Regions from separate parts of the Mus musculus genome. Here region 2 is linked to region 1. The links are chromatin loops, found by intact Hi-C in ENCODE. Cell type or tissue: left cerebral cortex. All regions are shown on one strand. Links, peaks and the distances in the headings refer to the core of each region. The heading gives the core; the rest is flanking DNA. Region 1 overlaps Gm32187 (a long non-coding RNA gene). Region 2 overlaps Gm32269 (a long non-coding RNA gene).

Region 1 (9,438 bases), core at 931-8,930:
TACTTTGTTTCAGAATTTATCTGTTGGTTATTGTTCTCATGGGTAACTGGTGTTTCATAAATTATATGTATTATCTCATTGATAACCATCAGATCCCTACCTAATATGGTTTCTGCCTAATGCCTTTCCTTTGCCTTGATAGAAGGGTAGCTAGAGTTTGGTGTAGAATGTCTTGTGGAGACCAGCCAGCCAAGGGATCCTTGGGGAGACATGTTCCAGGCTACAAGCTTGGTTTTTACTGTTGCTGCTGGCACTTAGTGTGTAAAGGAAAGAGGAGAATGGGCCATTAGTTATATGTTCCTCGAGTTATCACTTTGAATACCGAGGTAGCATTCATAAAACACAGAAATGAAAATGAGAACAAGAGCCATTGGGGTGGGAAGGAGGGGTGCCCCAACCAGGTTCACTGGGGTTGAAGTTCCAATAAGAATCCTGTATTGAAGTTCCCCAGAAGTGGTCATAAGACAGTGACTGGAACATATTGATATTAATACCCAGGGAGATATTCCCAGCTTATCCTTAGAGAAATGATATCTTAAGAGAGACTGTACAGGGTAGGGCTGAGAGAAAGGGACAGCCAGGAAGGATGTTCCAAGAGAGGATAGTTATCTGTTTCTCTATTTGTACCACTGGCCTGCCAAGCTGAGTGACATTTTCATCAGCTCCATGGAAGCTGCCAAAGTGTCACATACTATTGATGGTGCTTTAGTAAGCCATAGTCATCCATTTCTCCCCAGAATATCAGGAGAATGGCCAATCAAGGTTCAGATGTGAACTCTGGGTCCACTGGGAGAAAACAAGCTGGAAGGTATTTGCAAAAATGTACTGCTCTGTAGAATGCAAGGTAAGTTTATTAATTTATTAGGTGAGCCTCATGTTAATTTTGAGTTCAAAAATTCCAGTGTGAGGTCTCAGCTGCAGTGCCAAGAAAGGAGAGGGAAAATGTGAGGGGAAAGATAATTCCAGGAGCCACACAGCAGTAGGGAATACATGGTATATTCACTTTGAAGATCCTCAGGCAACCAGGCACACACCATACACATTGATTACCATCGAGGACACCTAGAAACACTTGTACGTTGGCACAGAGGCACATGGAGGCTGACACACAAACCTACAAAACACGTGATAGAATTGAACAAAACCATCCAAGACCTAAAAATCGAAATAGACACAATAAAGGAAACTGAAAGTGAGACAACGCTGGAGATAGAAACCCTAGGAAAGAAATCTGGAACCATAGGTGCAAGCATCAGCAACAGAATACAAGAGATGGAAGAGAGAATCTCAGGTGCAGAAGATTCCATAGAGAACATCAGCACAACAGTCAAAGAAAATACAAAATGCAAAACGATCCTAACTCAAAACATCCACAAATCCAGGACACAATGAGAAGACCAAACATATGGATAATAGGAGTAGATGAGAATGAAGATTTTCAACTCAAAGGGCCAGCAAATATCTTCAACAAAATTATAGAAAAAAAAAGAAAAAACCTTCCCAAACCTAAAGAAAGAGATGCCCATGAACATAAAAGAAGCCTACAGAACTCCAAATAGACTGGACCAGAAAAGAAATTCCTCCTGACACATAATAATCAGAACAACAAATGCACTAAATAAAGATAGAATATTTAAAGAAGTAAGGGGAAAAGGTCAAGGAACATATAAAGGCAAGCCTATCAGAATTATACCAGATTTTTCACCAGAGACTATGAAAGCCAGAAGATCCTGGACAGATTTTATACAGATCCTAAGAGAACACAAATGCCAGCCCAGGCTATACCCAGCAAAACTCTCAATTACTATAGATGGAGAAACCAAAGTATTCCATGATAAAACGAAATTCACACAATATCTTTCCTTTTATGCTGAGAAAACATTTGACAAAATCGGACACACCTTCATGATAAAAGTTTTGGAAAGGTCAGGAATTCAAGGCCCATACCTAAACATAATAAAAGCAATCTACAGGAAACCAGGAGCCATTATTAAACTAAATAGAGAGAAATTAGAAGAAATCTAACTAAAATCAGGGACTAGACAAGGCTGCCCACTTTCTCCCTACCTATTCAACATTGTATTTGAAGTCCAACCCAGAGAAATTCAACAACAAAAGGAGATCAAGGGGATGCAAACTGGAAAGGAAGAAGTCAAAATATCACTTTTTGCAGATGATATGATAGTATATATAAGTGACCCTAAAAATTCACCAGAGAACTCCTAAGCCTGATAAACAGCTTCAATGAAGTAACTGGATATAAAATCAACTCAAACAAGGCAATGGCCTTTCTCTACACAAAGGATAAACAGGCTGAGAAAGAAATTAGGGAAACAACACCCTTCTCAATAGTCACAAATAATATAAAATACTTTGGCGTGACTCTAACTAAGGAAGTGAAAGATCTTTATGATAAGAACTTCAAGTATCTGAAGAAAGAAATTAAAGAAAATCTCAAAAGATGGAAAGATCTCCCATGCTCATGGATTGGCAGGATCAATATAGTAAAAATGGCTATCTTGCCAAAAGCAATATACAGATTCAATGCAATCCCCATTAAAATTCCAACTCAATTCTTCAACGAATTAGAAAGGGCAATCTGCAAATTCATCTGGAATAGCAAAAAACCTAGGATAGCAAAAAGTCTTTTCAAGGATAAGAGAACCTCTGGTGGAATCACCATGCCTGACCTAAAGCTGTACTACAGAGCAATTGTGATAAAAACGGCATGGTACTGGTATAGCAACAGACAAGTAGACCAATGGAATAAAATTGAAGACCCAGAAATGAACCCACACACCTATGGTCACTTGATCTTTGACAAGGGAATTAAAACCATCCAGTGGAAAAAAGACAGCATCTTCAACAAATGGTGCTGGCACAACTGGCGGTTATCATTTAGAAGAATGTGAATTGATCCATTCTTTCTCTTTGTACTAAGGTCAAATCTAAGTGGATTAAGAAACTCCACATAAAACAGAGACACTGAAACTTATAGAGGAGAAAGTAGGGAAAAGCCTCGATGATATAGGTACAGGGGAAATATTCCTGAATAGAAAAGCAATGGCCTGTGCTGTAAGACTGAGAATCAACAAATGGGACCTCATAAAATTGCAAAGCTTCTGTAAGGCAAAAGACACCGTCAATAAGACAAAAAGACCACCAACAGGTTGGGAAAGGATATTTACCTATCCTAAATCACATAGGCGACTAATATCCAATATATGTAAAGAACTCAAGAGGGTGGACCCCAGAAAATCAGATAACCCCATTAAAAATGGGGCTCAGAGTTAAACAAAGAATTCTCACCTGAGGAATACCGAATGGCTGAGAAGCACCTGAAAAAATGTTCAACATCCTTAATCATCAGGGAAATGCAAATCAAAACAACCCTGAGATTCCACCTCACACCAGTCAGAATGGCTAAGATCAAAAATTCAGGTGACAGCAGATGCTGGTGAGGATGTGGAGCAAGAGGAACAGTCCTCCATTGTTGGTGGGATTGCAAGCTTGTACAACCACTCTGAAAATCATTCTGGCGGTTCCTCAGAAAATTGGACATAGTACTCCCAGACGACCGTGCAATACCTCTCCTGGGCATATATCCAGAAGATGTTCCAACCGGTAAGAAGGACACATGCTCCACTACGTTCATAGCAGCCTTATTAATAATAGCTAGAAGCTGGAAAGAACCCAGATGTCCCTTAACAGAGGAATGGATACAGAAAATTTGGTACATCTACACAATGGAGTACTACTCAGCTATTAAAAAGAATGAATTTATGAAATTACTAGGCAAATGGATGGACCTAGAAGGCATCATCCTGAGTGAGGTAACCCAATCACAAAAGAACTCACACAATATGTACTTACTGATAAGTGGATATTAGCCCAGAAACTTAGAATACCCAAGATATAAGATACAATTTGCTAAACACATGAAACTCAAGAAGAACCAAGATCAAAGTATGGCCACTTTGCCCCTTCTTAGAATTGGGAACAAAACACCCATGGAAGGAGTTACAGAGACACAGTTTGGAGCTGAGACAAAAGGATGGACCATCTAGAGACTGTCATTTCTGGGGATCCATCCCATAATCATCCTCCAAACGCTGACACCATTGCATACACTAGCAAGATTTTGCTGAAAGGTCCCTGACATAGCTGTCTCTTGTGAGACTATGCCGGGGCCTAGCAAACACAGAAGTGGATGCTCACAGTCAGCTATTGGATGGATCACAGAGCCCCCAATGGAGGAGCTAGAGAAAGTAACCAAGGAGCTAAAGGGATCTGCAACCCTATAGGTAGAACTACAATATGAAGTAACCAGTACCCCTGGGCTCTTGACTCTAGCTGCATATGTATCAGAAGATGGCCTAGTTGGCCATCAGTGGAAAGAGAGGCCCATTGGACTTGCAAACTTTATATGCCCCAGTACAGGGGAATGCCTGGGCCAAAAAGTGGGAGTGGGTGAGTAGGGGAGTTGGGGGTAGGGCATGGGGACTTTTGGGATAGCATTGGAAATGTAAATGAAGAAAATACCTAATTAAATAAATAAATAAATAAATAAATAAATAAATAAATAAACAAATAAATTAAAAAAAAAAGAATGTTGGTCAACATCCATGCAGAAACTGCACATTTGCACATTCTGAAAGAATGAAAGAAGATAGTGATGATGCCTCATGAAGGGATAAGAGAAGGAACTGAACTGAGAAACAATGATGGAGGGAGTCCAGGAAGAAGCCTGGTACTGTGTGCATGGTGCACAGATGAACACAAATCTCAAATAGGCTGGATTCAGGTCTGATCTGTTATTTCAGAAAGAATATCAGGATGAAGATGCAGAGCACACTGTACTTTTGGTATGTGTGTTTACAAGAATCAGCATATCCCTAGGCACCTGCAGGTTTAGAATATGGTATACAAAGAACAGAGAGACAGCAGCAGACCTCGTTTGAAGCCTAATGTGGGAGCTCCAACTATTTTGAGCATTGTCCACAGACTCTGAAGTCCACCTACACACAATCTGTGTGAGATTTTAAATTGACCATCTTGGTATATGAAGAATTTCTCACATTAGCACTGGGAGATGCCTGTAATCTCACTGGGAAAGGAGCACCATCAGAGGTTCTAAACCATCTCTCCTTGTCTTTGGATCAGGAGTAATTCACCATGTTCCAGCTTGCTGACATAATTTTAGGAGAATGAGATTAGACTACATCAAAACTGCATTACTGATTATCACCACTGCTAATAAAAATTGCTACATAATACAACCCCACAGAAAATAATGTGGGCAGGATTAGCTAGCTACTCAAACTTTATTGTTTGCTAGGCCCTTGTAGGTTATAGATTAGCTACTATAGTAGATAATACTACTATTGCATGCCTGTGTGGAGGTTCTAAAACCTGAAATATTAGCAGGCTTCCAGGGAATTGTAGTGAGAGTTCCTGATTGAGACTCACAGATATCCAAAGTTCCATTCCACTTTCTTAAGAGGAGTAAGACTTCCCCTGAATCACTGCCAACTTACTCTAGAAATCGACAACTTCAGGTGCAGATTCAAATCTATAGCTTGTCATTATCTTTTAAGCTTGTGTTTCCTCATCAATTGATTTTTTTTCCTTAAGAATTCTAGTGAAATTTGGAAGTTTCTATGATAGGAGCCATGTAACTACTGAGAATGAAAAGAAAAATTTAATTTTAGTTGTTATGCTAAAGATAGAAGATTTATATGAGGAAGTAAGTAAGCAGGCATGTTAGAGAATTACTGAAAATTCTCAGATTTACAATGACAAAAAGTGTACTGAATCTTATGAGGTAATATGATGTCTTTCTGAACAGGATGGGACTGAAATAGCAAATGCCTTTGATTGCTCACCTTGCCTAAGATAGGCACTTTGAAAACAAGTCACAGAAGATAACATTTCAGAGTTTTCCTATGTGTATTTTAATGTTCTGTAGGGATGGAAAGAAGGCCAGAATGAGGGAAGTCCTGACTGAATATGTATTGTTGACATAGGCCCAGCCATGTGGAGTACTTCAGGGCTTTGGATCCATGAAAAACTGGCAAAGCCATTATGCATATGAACCAGGTTCAAGAGGAATGCCAAAGCTTTTTTCATACATTCTTGTATGAGTGTTATGGCCTTTGACAAAGATGTACAAAGACTAGTGACTGCAGCTTCCTCCTCAGATGATTACAGCCTGAGACTGCTCACCTAGAACAGCCTCCTTCTAAGGCTACCCTCTTCCCTTGTGCTGTACTTAATAAAAGTTCCTGAAGGTCTTGGCTGCAGAGGTAGCAATCTCACTTGGTTCCAACATCACTGCCATTGTGTCCATGTGTCAGTCCTTACTTAATTCTTCAGCACCCATAGTCAATGTTCAGGGCCTAAGTCCCATAGATTGTGGAGCATTAACAGTAAAGATTTTTAAACACTGGCCTCAGATATTCTACCCTGTTCATAAAAAAAATGAGCATTGTTAACTGCTATGTTTCTACCATTGTTATCTTGTTCATTGTTATCTTCCTTTGCATCTCTGGGCTGTGTAGTATATGTATACAGCATATGTATACAGGGAATGAGAGAAGGATGTTGCACACACATGATGTATATGTGTTCAACATATTGGCATATGACACACTTCGGCATCTCATCCCTACTGCACCCTTTGGGGGACCCTGAATCTGAGCCTGAGATAGTCACCTTTGTCAAAGACTAAGAACTTTTCTCCATTCCCCATTCCTGCCTCCTGTGCTGTTTTTGCCAGAGTCTGTGATAGCAGATGTGGTAAGAGTGTGTGAGGTTGCCAAGATGCTTAACCTAGCCTCTGAGATTGCTGTGCCTGACACCTAAAGTTCCATATTCAGGAAGACTATCCACGCATCCATGAAGGATGGGCTTCTCAAGGAGGAGGAGGAAGAGGAATAATTTGTATTGGCAAGACTTAGAAGCTATCAATGCATAAATTAGACCACCAACTTGTAGAATCATAGTGAAAGACTCTTGCTTTAGAATATTTTCTCTGGGTTTTATGTTTAATTTGTTTGCTTATTCTTATAATGCCAAATTATTGAGTACCCGTTTTTGGTAAAGAATGTTTCACATAAGATTAGTGTTCACAGGGTAACTGCCTGTAAACTAGAAATGTTTTTCATTGACAACTAAAGGCAAATAACAGAATTGCATTCAGGCTTGCTTGGGCTAAATTGTGTAAAAGACACTTTTCTTATCTCTATGAATGAATACCTGCTACAAAAGCATCTTAGAGGTAAGGCCTCATTTTGTTTTATCATTGAGGGGAAAATGTGGCGACAGAACACAGAGCAGATGTTCACATGTATCTGTAATCAAGAAGCAGAAAGCAGATAATAAACATTGCTTGGCTATGAAGTCTTAAGGTCTACCACTATTGATGTGCTTCCTGCAGCAAGATGACACTTTCCCCAAAGTTCTACAACCTTCTAACAGTTCAATCAGTCAGGGACTGACTCTGCAAACACATGAGGCTCTGGGGACCATTTCACATTCAAATAAAAGAGAAGTTGTAGAAAAATAATGGGTGTATCCAGATAGAATATGCAGAATAACCAACCCCTGGCTTGAGGACATGAGATGCTCTGGGGCTCTTTCTTATAATTGTGCTGTCTGACCAAATGGTCTCTCATATCTTTACATCTAACCTACTACAGCTAAGCTCCTTTGCTCAGTACAAGCTCACATACCTGCCAGCTCACCATAGCCCTGGACTCAAATATGCAAGTTTTCACAATGTCTTCACAATCCTCACTCATCCTTCTATGTCTCTAGCTCCTTAGTTCATATCCTTTTAGAAGGGATCTACTTATGCTAGATTCAAGATGGTTCCTTTGGTGGAATATAACAACTTTAAAGATATGCTTCTTATCTACACCAGCATTTTGGAATAGAACTTCTTAGACCTGGTCTTCCCTGTATCAACCAGAACTGTTGGTTCTTTGAGTTCCTTATAAAAGTCTCTTGGGCATATCTTTAACACTATAGCCATGGAATGCCAGTGAACCTTGTTGCAAGCCCAGGAAGATAGAGTCTTTTTAGGATCAAGACACTGTTGAAATGTTCCATGTGATTTTGAAATATTTTTTAACTGAGTCATTTGTGTCCTACTCAGGACCCTTTGAAGTAGAAATTTCTTGTTTATTTGGAGACTCAGTTGTGTCTTGTGATTTTTTTTTCTGGAAACTGTCTTCTAAGAGGATGGTTTTGCTGAAGCAGACACATGGGAGGATATTTTTCTGAGAAGAGATATATGATGTTTTTCTGGAGGCAGCCTAGAAAGGGGATATGTGGAGCTTTTCTAGAGAGGATGCTTTAGAGAACACATGATGTTTGGAAAATATAACCCAACTGACAATTATGCTGTGTGGTATTGGTTTGCCTTGCCACTCTTTGCTGGTCATCTTTTGTCATGATTTCATAGAAAGAAATGCACCAAAGAACTTCTGGTAATGTTCTGGTGGCTTCTTGCTGCTTCCACAGACTTGGACCAATTGGCAAAGGCTCTCAGTTTCTTGTGGATCAAACTGCTGTTTTGATTCTTGAATGGAGTTTGTGAGTGGATGGAGCTGCTGCTACTGATTCCTGGGAAGTGAACTGCTGATACCCGGACAATGCAGATTATGTGAGCTCCAAAGAACTACTTCTAAAGAGGTCCACACCCCCCAATACCCTATTACCCTTTCCTTTCCACTACCTCTGGTGGGTGGTGGTCTAGGAGGTAAGTTAAAGCATTTAAGTACACTTATTAAAGTAGATTCTGAAAAGTATGAGCCTACAACCCTTACCTGAGGATACAGTCCATGAGGAGACTCTGGGGAGCTCAAGCATGGTGATCATGGCTCAGCTAAGGCCTACCCTTCTCTCCCATTACCTCTCCATCATTCAAATCTTTACATTTCTCCCTCCTGTCTCCTTCAAATTCATGGCCTCTCCTCCCATCCGTTGTTATGGTGTGTATGTGTATATAGGCCTAAATATAATCTCGGTTCATGGAGTATTATTCTTTTGTATGTTTTGTATATTTTGTATGTATGTTTTCAGGACATTTCAGGACTGACTGTTTGGCACTGAACAGCTAATTAGTGTGTTCATTATGGAGCTGACCATCTCCTATATTGGATTTTTTTCTTAATTGGATTATTTGAGATGGGAAGTCTTTTGATAAAAGTGGATCTCTGAGGTCAGAAGACCCACCCTAAATCTGAGCCACACCATCTGGTGGAAGCCTGTATAAAAGATACTGGAAGAAGGAAGACCCCATTTTTTGCCTATGTACCCTCTCTTTCTCTGGGGAACTTATCTGTCCTGCTGCAGATATTTTTCAGAATCTACTTTAATAAGTGATTCACTGGTGTTAGAGCTAACTTCTTTGGAATCCCAACATATATTCAA
Region 2 (9,438 bases), core at 384-8,383, 93 kb before region 1:
GACAAAATCCAACATCCCTTCATGATAAAAATTTTTGAAAGATCAAGAATTCAAGGCCCATACGTAAACATAATAAAAGCAATATACAGCAAACCAGTAGCTAACATCAAACTAAATGGAGAGAAACTCAAAGCAATCCCACTAAAATCAGGGACTAGACATGGCTGCCCACTCTTTCCCTACCTATTCAATATAGTACTTGAAGTCCTAGCCAGAGCAATTCGGCGACAAAAGGAGATCAAGGGGATACAAATTGGAAAGGAAGAAGTTAAAATATCACTATTTGCAGATGATATGATAGTATATATAACTGATCCCAAAAATTCCACCAGAGAACTCCTAAACCTGGTAAACAGCTTCATTGCAGTAGCTGGATATAAAATATCTCTACACAAAGGATAACCGGGCTAAGAAAGAAGTTAGGGAAACAACACCTTTCACAATAGTCACAAATAATATAAAATACCTTGGTCTGACTCTAACTAAGGAAGTGAAAGATCTCTATGATGAGAAGTTCAAGTCTCTGAAGAAAGAAATTGAAGATCTCAGAAGATGGAAAGCTCCTCCATGCTCATGGATTGGCAGGATTAATATAGTCAAAATGGCTATCCTGCCGAAAGCAATCTACAGATTCAAAGCAATCCCCATCAAAATTCCAGCTCAATTATACACTGAGTTAGAAAGTGCAATTTGCAAATTCATCTGGAATAATAAAAAGCTAGGGTAGCCAAATTCTCAACAATAAGAGAACCTCTGGTGGAATCACTACCGCTGACCTCAAGGTGTACTACAGAGAAATTGTGATAACCTGCATGGTACTGGTAGAGTGACAGACAGGTAGATCAATGGAATAGAATTGAAGACTCAGAAATGAATCCACACACCTATGGTTACTTGAAATTTGACAAGGGAACTAAAACCATCCAGTGGAAAATAGACAGCATTTTCAACAAATGGTGCAGGCACAACTGGCAGTTATCATGTAGAAGAATGGGAATTGATCCATTCTTATCTACTTGTACAAAGCTCAAGTCTAAGTGAATCAAGGAACTCCACATAAAACCAGAGACACTGAAAGTTATAGAGGAGAAAGTGGGGAAAAGCCTCGAAGATGTGGGCACAGGGGGAAAATTCCTAAACAGAACAGCAATGACTTGTGCTATAATTAGGAATTGACAAATGAGATCTCATAAAATTGCAAAGCTTCTGTAAGGCAAAAGACACTGTTGATAAGCAAAAAGGCCACCAACAGATTGGGAAAGGATTTTTACCAGTCCTAAATCTGATAGGGGACTAATATGCAACATATACAAAGATCTCAAGAAGCTGGACTCCAGAAATTGAAATAACCCCATTTAAAAAATGGGGTACTGACCTAAACAAAGAATTCTCATCTGAGGAATACGGAATCGCTGAGAAGCAACTGAAAAAAATGTTCAACATCCTTAATCAGCAGGGAAATGCAAATCAAAACAACCTTGAGATTCCACCTCACACCAGTCAGAATGGCTAAGATCAAAAATTCAGGTGACAGCAGATGCTGGAGAGAATGTGGAGAAAGAGGAACACTCCTCCACTGCTGGTGGGATTGCAAGCTTGTACAACCACTCTGGAAGTCAGTCTGGAGGTTCCTCAGAGAATTGGACATATTCCTACCAGAAGATCCAGCCTGGGCATATACCCAGAAGATGTTCTAACTGGTAATAAGAACACATGCTCTACTATGTTCATAGCAGTCTTATTTATAATAGCCAGAAGCTGGAAAGAACTCAGATGTCCCTCAAAAGAGGAATGGATACAAAAAAAAATGTGATACATTTACACAACGGAGTACCACTCAGCTATTAAAAACCATGAATTTATGAAATTCTTGGGCAAATGGATGTATCTCGAGGATATCATCCTTAGTGATGTAACCCAATCACAAAAGAAGTCATTAGATATGCACTCACTAAGTGGATATTAGCCCAGAAACTTAGAATACTTAGAATAGGGTACAAAACACCCATGAAAGGAGTTACAGAGGCAAAGTTTGGAGCTAAGTCAAAAGGATGGACTATCCAGAGACTACCCCACCCGGGGATACATCCCATAATCAGTCACCAAACCCAGACAGTATTGCATATCCCAGAAAGATTTTGCAGAAAGGACCCTGATATAGCTGTCTCATATGAGGCTATGCCAGTGCCTGGCAAATACAGAAGTGGATGCTCACAGTCAACTATAGGATAGAACACAGGACCCCCCCCCCCCATGGAGGAGCTAAAGAAAGCACTCAAGGAGCTGAAGGTGCCTGCAACCCTATAGGTGGAACAACAATATGAACTAACCAGTACCCCCAGAGCTCATGTCTTTAGCTGCATATGTAGCAGAAGATGGCCTAGTCGGCCATCACTGGGAAGAGTGGCCACTTGGTATTATATGTCCCAGTATAGGGGAACTCCAGGGCCAAGAAGTGGGAGTGGATGGGTAGGGGAGTAAGGTCGGGGGAGTGTATAGGGAACCTTTCGGGATAGCATTTGAAATGTAAATATAGAAAATATCTAATAAAAAAAAAAGAAATAGATAAATCCTTAGATACATAATGCATACCAAAATTAAGTCAGAAAATAAAAAGCAGCTTAAACAGTTAAAAATATGAACGAAAGCAACAACACTGAATTAATAGTAAAGGCAGTCTCAGAGCAGAAGCCCAGGGATGAGGAGACTTACTCTTCCTGGCTATTAAAGAAGATTCCCCTAGGACTTCCAATGTTCCTCAAATGTTAACCACGCTAATTGGTTGTTGGACCTGGGAAAATAGAGCCTAAAAAGGAGGCAGACTAAAGTCTCATGAAATATTGAACATTACTCAGAGCATCAGACAATTTATTACTCTGAGGGTTAAGAGAAGTCACATGAATAAAGTATACAGGTACATGGGTAAGACACATAGTGGCATGCAGGCTACACATGTTGGGCAAGCCACAGATCAACAAGCCATACATGGCAAAAACATGTTTTTTTTTTTAAAGGAGGCATATAAACAAATATTAATATCTTGGTGTAATGAATAATCTAAATTAAATTCACCCCTACCCACTACACCTGGGAGGGGCATAAAAGTACATTTCAAGAGAAATTCCATGGTTTTGAAAATAGACTGAGGGCACAAGACCCTTGTCTTATTTTCTTGAAATGTTCTTACAAGCATTCAGAATTCTCCTTACACTACTCCATTCTTGTACTGTGTTCCAGCCCTCCAACGTTTTCCTAAAACAGAAAGGTAAGGACACCACTGAACTGAGCATTTGAAGTAGGAATAACCACTATACTCAAGTCAGATAAGGATATTACAATAAAAGAAAGTATAGATCAATTTTATTGAATAGCAGAGACACAGAAATCTTCAATAAGATGTTTGCAAAACAGATAGAATATTATATAAGGATTTACATTAACAACAAATTTTGCTTAATTCCATGGATGAAAGAATGGTTCTATATATATGAAACTATAAATGTGATACCATATAAATAGACTCTGATCTATTATCACATGATCACCTTAATAGATACATGAAAGACCTTAAAACTTAGTATTCTATTACAATCATCCATGAAAAAAGCCAGGAATAGAAGGAACATATATCAACACAGCACAGGCTATGTCTACAATGACTATAGTCAATGATAATTGTAAATGTGGAAAAACCCAAATCATTTTCTGTAAAATAGGTTTCAAAGATTTATTTTAATTTTAGGGGTGTGTGTGTGTATACACGTGTACATGTGTATATGAATAACTGCGGGTACCTTCTGAGACCAGAGGATTTGGATTCCCCTGGAGCTTGAATGACAGATGGTTATGAGCTGACAGATGGGATGTGGGATTGAACTTGGGTCTTCTACAAGAGTTGTATATGCTTTTAACCACTGAAGCATTTCTTAAAATTTTGAATTAGCTAAAGGTGCCCACTGCTTCTATTTATGTTCAGTCTGCTGCTTGAAATCTTAGAGGAATAAGGTAAGAGAAAGAAATGAAATGAATCTAATAAAAAACAAAAAAGTGCTGGGCAAGTGGTGTCTCATGCCTTTAATCCCAGCACTTGGGAGGCAGAGGCAGGTGGATTTCTGAGTTCGAGGCCAGCCTGGTCTACAGAGTGAGTTCCAGGACAGCAAGGGCTATACAGAGAAACCCTGTCTCAAAAAAAAAAAAAAAAAAAAAAAAAGTTTGATTATCCCTACTTGTAAAAGACCCAGACTCCACTAGAAAGCTCTTAATTCTGAAAAACACTTTTACTCAAGCAGCAGTTTGAAAATAACAACAGTATATTTATGTGTATGTGTACGTGTACGTGTACATGTATATGTATATGTACCTGCATATGATGTATATGTATATGCATATGTCTATGTGTATGTATTTGTATATGTATGTATGTTGAAGATTGGTATTGAAGAAAACCTAGATTTGGAAAGAATTCCCATGTTCATGATCAAAAGTATTATCAAAAGTAACCTACAAATTGCAAATAATCACTATGAAAATTAAATGAAACTCTTCTCAGAAACTGAAAAAAAATCATAAAGATGAAAAGGAAGCCAAAACAATCCTAGACAGAAGGTATTAGGGGGAGATATATTAGTTATTTGCCTTGTTATTATTATGAAAGACCCTGAGGTACAAAATGTTTCACAGTTTCAAGATATTGTCTATCCTGGTGGGGGCATGGTATCGGGAGTTAAAGGGAATTGGGCTACGTTGTATCCACTGTCAGGGAGCAGGGCTCTCAATGTATCCACTCTCAGGAAGAAGGTGTTATATTGCATCCACTGTCAGGAAAGGAATCCTTAGCTCAGTTGACTTTTCTCTTTTTATTCAGTCCATTATTCCAGCTTAGGGAAAGGCATTGCTCACATTTAGCATGAGTTTTCTCACTTCAATTAATCTAATTTAGATGATGTCTCACAGACTGCCCAGAGATTTGTTTCCACGGAGATTCTAATCCCATTAAATTGCCAGTGAAGATTAACCATCAAAGGGGACTATTTTGGGAGCTGGAAGGGGACCAGGCAGAGGATAAAGCATGAGTGTGTGTGGGGTGAGGATGGTTTGTGACTATGATGTTCAAAAATACATTTGTGACAGTGTTATAATGAGACGCATTATTTTGTATGTAAACTAAAAAATCAATTAAACTTTCAATTTCAAAAACTAACTAGCACCACGTCTAATGTATGATATATACTATTGTCCATTTACTGTTTTTCACTTAGCTTTGTTTACCGTTTTTCCCTGTAAAAATGATGTTGTTTGTATTATATTCACTAGCATAAACTTGGCTTTGTGTATTTAGTTATGTTCTAGACATTTTACAGTGTTAGTTATTTCACAGCTATTTAGTGTTTCATCGTTCTGGAATGGATACTGTTGTAATAAAGGAAGTGGAAGCCAGGTATGCTTTTTATCTACCAGTTTATTTTTCAAATACCTTTAATTAAATAATCTGCCTTCATGCTGTTTGCTTAAAGGCCTCTTTCTCCTACTTTCCTTTTCAGTGACTGCCTCCTTGGGCATTTTTATTGCTGTCTCTTTCTTTAGCAGCACAATTCAACTCTAAGGATCATGACTTGGTTTCTAGAAGCCTGTCTGCACTCAACTGTAACATTTTGCTGTTTCTCAAACTCAGGCATTGAGAGTAGTTTATTCTTTTGACATTTCCTAACCAGTTCAGCCAATATCTTCCCGAATTAGTCATCCTTATTCCCTCTGCAGAAGCTTAACATTTTTTATTTCTTTCAGGGGTATGTATCTATTCCGCCTATGTTTTTGGAAATTTCTTCACAGTCTTATTATTATGATGGTTCCTTTTAGGCAGTTCATTATTTCTGTAGTTTTCATCTATATAAAACAACTATAATTATTTTTATAAATTTGCTTTCTAAACACTGCTATCCTGCCATGAACGTTTTAATCATACTTTTGTTTAAACATCTGAACTTTTAAACTTCAAAAATCAGATAAATTCAGTCTATTTCAATGACTTTAAAGCAAAATGAATAAACAATTTCCAGATTTCACACTTGGAATTTTCTCCGTATTTCTGCAGAGAGTCCCTGCAGAGGAAAGTGTAGTTTTATCTTATTGTAACAAGTACATAGAAATATGGATGAAGTCACATGGTTAGCCTTTTTACTTCAGACCACCAACTTAAATTTTCATTCCTCTGGCAAATGTGCTTTAAGTTATGGCATGATGTCTTTCTTATATGGATACATGGCATTCCTTGGTGGGGAGCATCATTTGTACCTTGTGAACCATGAGAATTTAGAATGTCTTTTCTCATTATCGGTGCTATTTAAGAGGAATTTTTCAGTTTCACTCATAAGCTTGGTTTGGAAATTAATGTTAATGCTTTCCAGTAGGAATGCAACTTAATTTTTCCGTAACATTTCATTTGGTATTATTGAAGCAATGAGTAGTATTTTCCTTGTGCCATCCATGTGCTCCAATATGACACTGACTGTAAACTCTACAGACTCTGCATTCTGCTTCCTGACTTGTATATTTCTATCATGTTTGCACTTATCTAGGGTTTGTGTATAGTCCCATGAGAGATGGCTTCTGTTTTCTGATTTGTATATTTCCATTGTGTTTGCTTGCACTTATCTAGGGTCTGCAGGGAGATGGCCTGACACTGATGGTGAGATTTCTGTCAGCTAATTTGTCAAGTATATTGCTGAATTAAATATATTTATAAATTTCTTCCTTATGCTTTGGAACTGCTTAAACAGACTGATTAAGTCTGGTCTTTGAAAGTTAAAGTGGTTCACTCATTTAAATTAAAACAAAACAAAACAAAACAAAAGTAAAAATAAATTATGCTTTGAAATCAGAGGTTTAAAAGCACAAAAATCTACCCTGGGCGATGGCTGACTTCCTTATGGTCTTCTTAGCCCTGTATCTCTTCTTCTCAGTGTTCTGCATTTAGAGAATTCTATTTTGTTTCATTTTCTTTTTTGAGGACAAGTCCTTCTCTGTGTAGTAGGGATGGCTGAAAACCTGCCATCCCCCTGCCTCATTCTTCCAATTACTGGGATTGCAATTGTGCATGATCATATCTGGGTTAAGGTTGGGGGAATTTTGAGCACAAGGATTTTATAGTAAATATGAGAGAAACTGAAGGAAAGGTAGAAAGGGGTAGAATTATAAAGGGGGATGTTATAGAATGGATAGTGGTTAAGGGATGGATTGATAGGGAGAAGGTGTTATAGGATGGATGGTAGTTAGGGGATAGGTTGATGGAGGGAGGGAGTTATAGGAAGGATGATGCTTAGGCAGATTAATTAGGCAGCTAGTTTCTAAATATAGAGTGAGGATGATAAGAATGAATGGTACCATGGAAGGTTACAGCTGTAAAAGGGGGGAGGGGTTGAGCAAGGTTGAGAATTGAGGACTCTGGGCAGGACACAGTGTATGTAGCATGCAGAGGTGACCTGTGCAGTGAAAGTGCAGTAGAGCCACATCTGTAGAGTAAAAGGGTCAGGCATGTGTGTGGCCTTCAACTGTCTTCCTCTGTGGTACTATGAGCAAACCTAAGGAAAATGGGGCGAGAATCTCATGACCTACCAAAGAAGGGTTGGAGAGATGACGCAAAATCAACAGTGTACCGCTCTTGCAGAAGGTCTGAGTTTGATTCCCAGCATCCACAGGGACAGCTAAAAATCACCTGTGACTCCAGCTTCAGGGGGATCTTACATCTCTGGCCTCTGCTGCTGCCTGCACACCCCCATGTGTATGCATATAATGTAAATAAAGTAAGTATTTAAAAAGATGCCAAAGAGACTGAAGAAGAAGTGAGACAACACACTGATCTGAACCAAAACAGAAAGAAAGTGGCCTTTAGGGTGAAGACCACCTGAGGTCTCATTTCTCGGAGTGGCTGGGATCCTCTGAGAGGTTATCAGCAAATGCTTATGAGATGGTGGGAGAAACTTTTAAGATACATTAAATGAAAATAAATTGAGTGCAAATAGTAATGGATAGAGAACACTTAAAAAAAAACTCATGGGTCAATGTAAAAGATCCCATTCTTGGCTGAGTAGAGCAGTTTCTGTTATTTTCAACATTTCTGGTGAATATGAGTGTCAGAAAACAAGTAAGTCAGTTCACACACTAGGTCCAGCTGGATCAGTGACATAGCCAGGAAGCATCATGTATGTGTACAAGTATATATGTGTGTCTTTGTGAAAGTATATGAGTATGTGCAATGTATGTATGTATGTATGTATGTATGTATGTATATATGTATGTATGTATATGTTTGTGTATGTGTGTACATGTACACATATGCACAAATCTATGTATGTATGCCTGTTTGTGTGTGTCTGAAAAGTTTCTTAGGTCTGAAGTATCAGCTTGTTATTCATGGTTTCATAGAACTCTTTATGTGGGCGTCATTTATTTTTGTTTCTCTGCTTTTCTTAAGAAGTACCAACTACCAACATGGGTGAGTTTGTATCAGCTCCTCACAAATAAACAAGAAAGTTATGGCTGTAATTTGAAACTGAATCTACTCAACTATAAAGAAAGAAAAGCATGGCTGTTTTGTTTCCGAGGCACTGAGCTCTCCAGCAGCCATGCCAACATTCACTTTGCCAGTTCCTTGCAAATTGGCAGAACTAATCTTGGCCTCTCATTCTGAAGGTGCCCTGTCTTTGGAACTGGCATGGCTATCATTTGGGGAAGTGCAACCTTGACTGCTGACATTTCTTAGGGCCTGCAAAGCCCCTGGATGACTTCAACCAGTGGGAAAAGGCCACCACTGTACTCCTGTGTTTGAGACCTTGAACAAGACCAATGGCTGCTTTCTGGTGTGTGCCACCTACCCATGCTCTGTAGGTTACAACATCTTCTGAGATCAGTCTTTCCAAGGAAGCAAATTATTCTCTGACCCTCTTGACTTCTGCATAGGGATAATCTTTGTTTTAGTTAGGATTTTCATTGCTGTGAAAAGACACCATGACCAAGGCAACTTTTATAAAGGGCAACATTTAATTGGGGCTGGCTTATAGGAACTGAGGTGCAGTCCATTATCAACATCCAGCACCCAGTCAGGCCTGGTGTTAGACCTGAGAGCTCTACATATTGATATGACTGCAGCAACAGACTCTTCTGCACTAGGCAGAGCTTCAAAGCTCACCTCCACAGTGACACACTTCCTCCAACAGGGCCATATCCCCTAATGGTACCACTTGCTATGAGCCAAATGTATTCAGACCACCACATCCCTTTTCTATATATCTGTCTCATCTCCAGTGAATATCAGATGCGAAGCTTGGGAGGTACTTATAGCACTTTTCAAAAGCAAAATAGCAGAATCACTTCTAGTGAGAATAGATACTTGAATATGTATCAAAACACTATTTTCAAGGATGACATTTTGTATACATGTAT

The links. Peaks named below come from ENCODE experiments on the same cell type or tissue, not always from the same donor. Only the 100,000 strongest peaks of a DNase experiment are listed, where the experiment ranks them.
Region 2: a loop joins it to region 1, with 15 times the contacts of the local background. A loop is called at or near these places in 3 of 42 quality-filtered maps.

Annotation. Positions count from the first base shown.
Region 1 is chr14:17,509,517-17,518,954 of GRCm38, reverse strand. Gm32187 (a long non-coding RNA gene) reads left to right here. Exons shown (of 4, transcript XR_383104.2): 4 at 738-1,023. Among named protein-coding and RNA genes, the nearest start is that of Gm32187, 13 kb to the left of the region's middle. In left cerebral cortex, for the core only: no CTCF peak of the experiment used is centred there; DNase peaks (open chromatin) are centred at 4,986, 5,471, 5,999 and 6,815; H3K27ac peaks cover 2,015 bases.
Region 2 is chr14:17,601,801-17,611,238 of GRCm38, reverse strand. The region is part of intron 2 of Gm32269 (a long non-coding RNA gene); the gene reads left to right. Among named protein-coding and RNA genes, the nearest start is that of Gm32269, 26 kb to the left of the region's middle. In left cerebral cortex, for the core only: no CTCF peak of the experiment used is centred there; DNase peaks (open chromatin) are centred at 1,667, 3,858 and 5,006.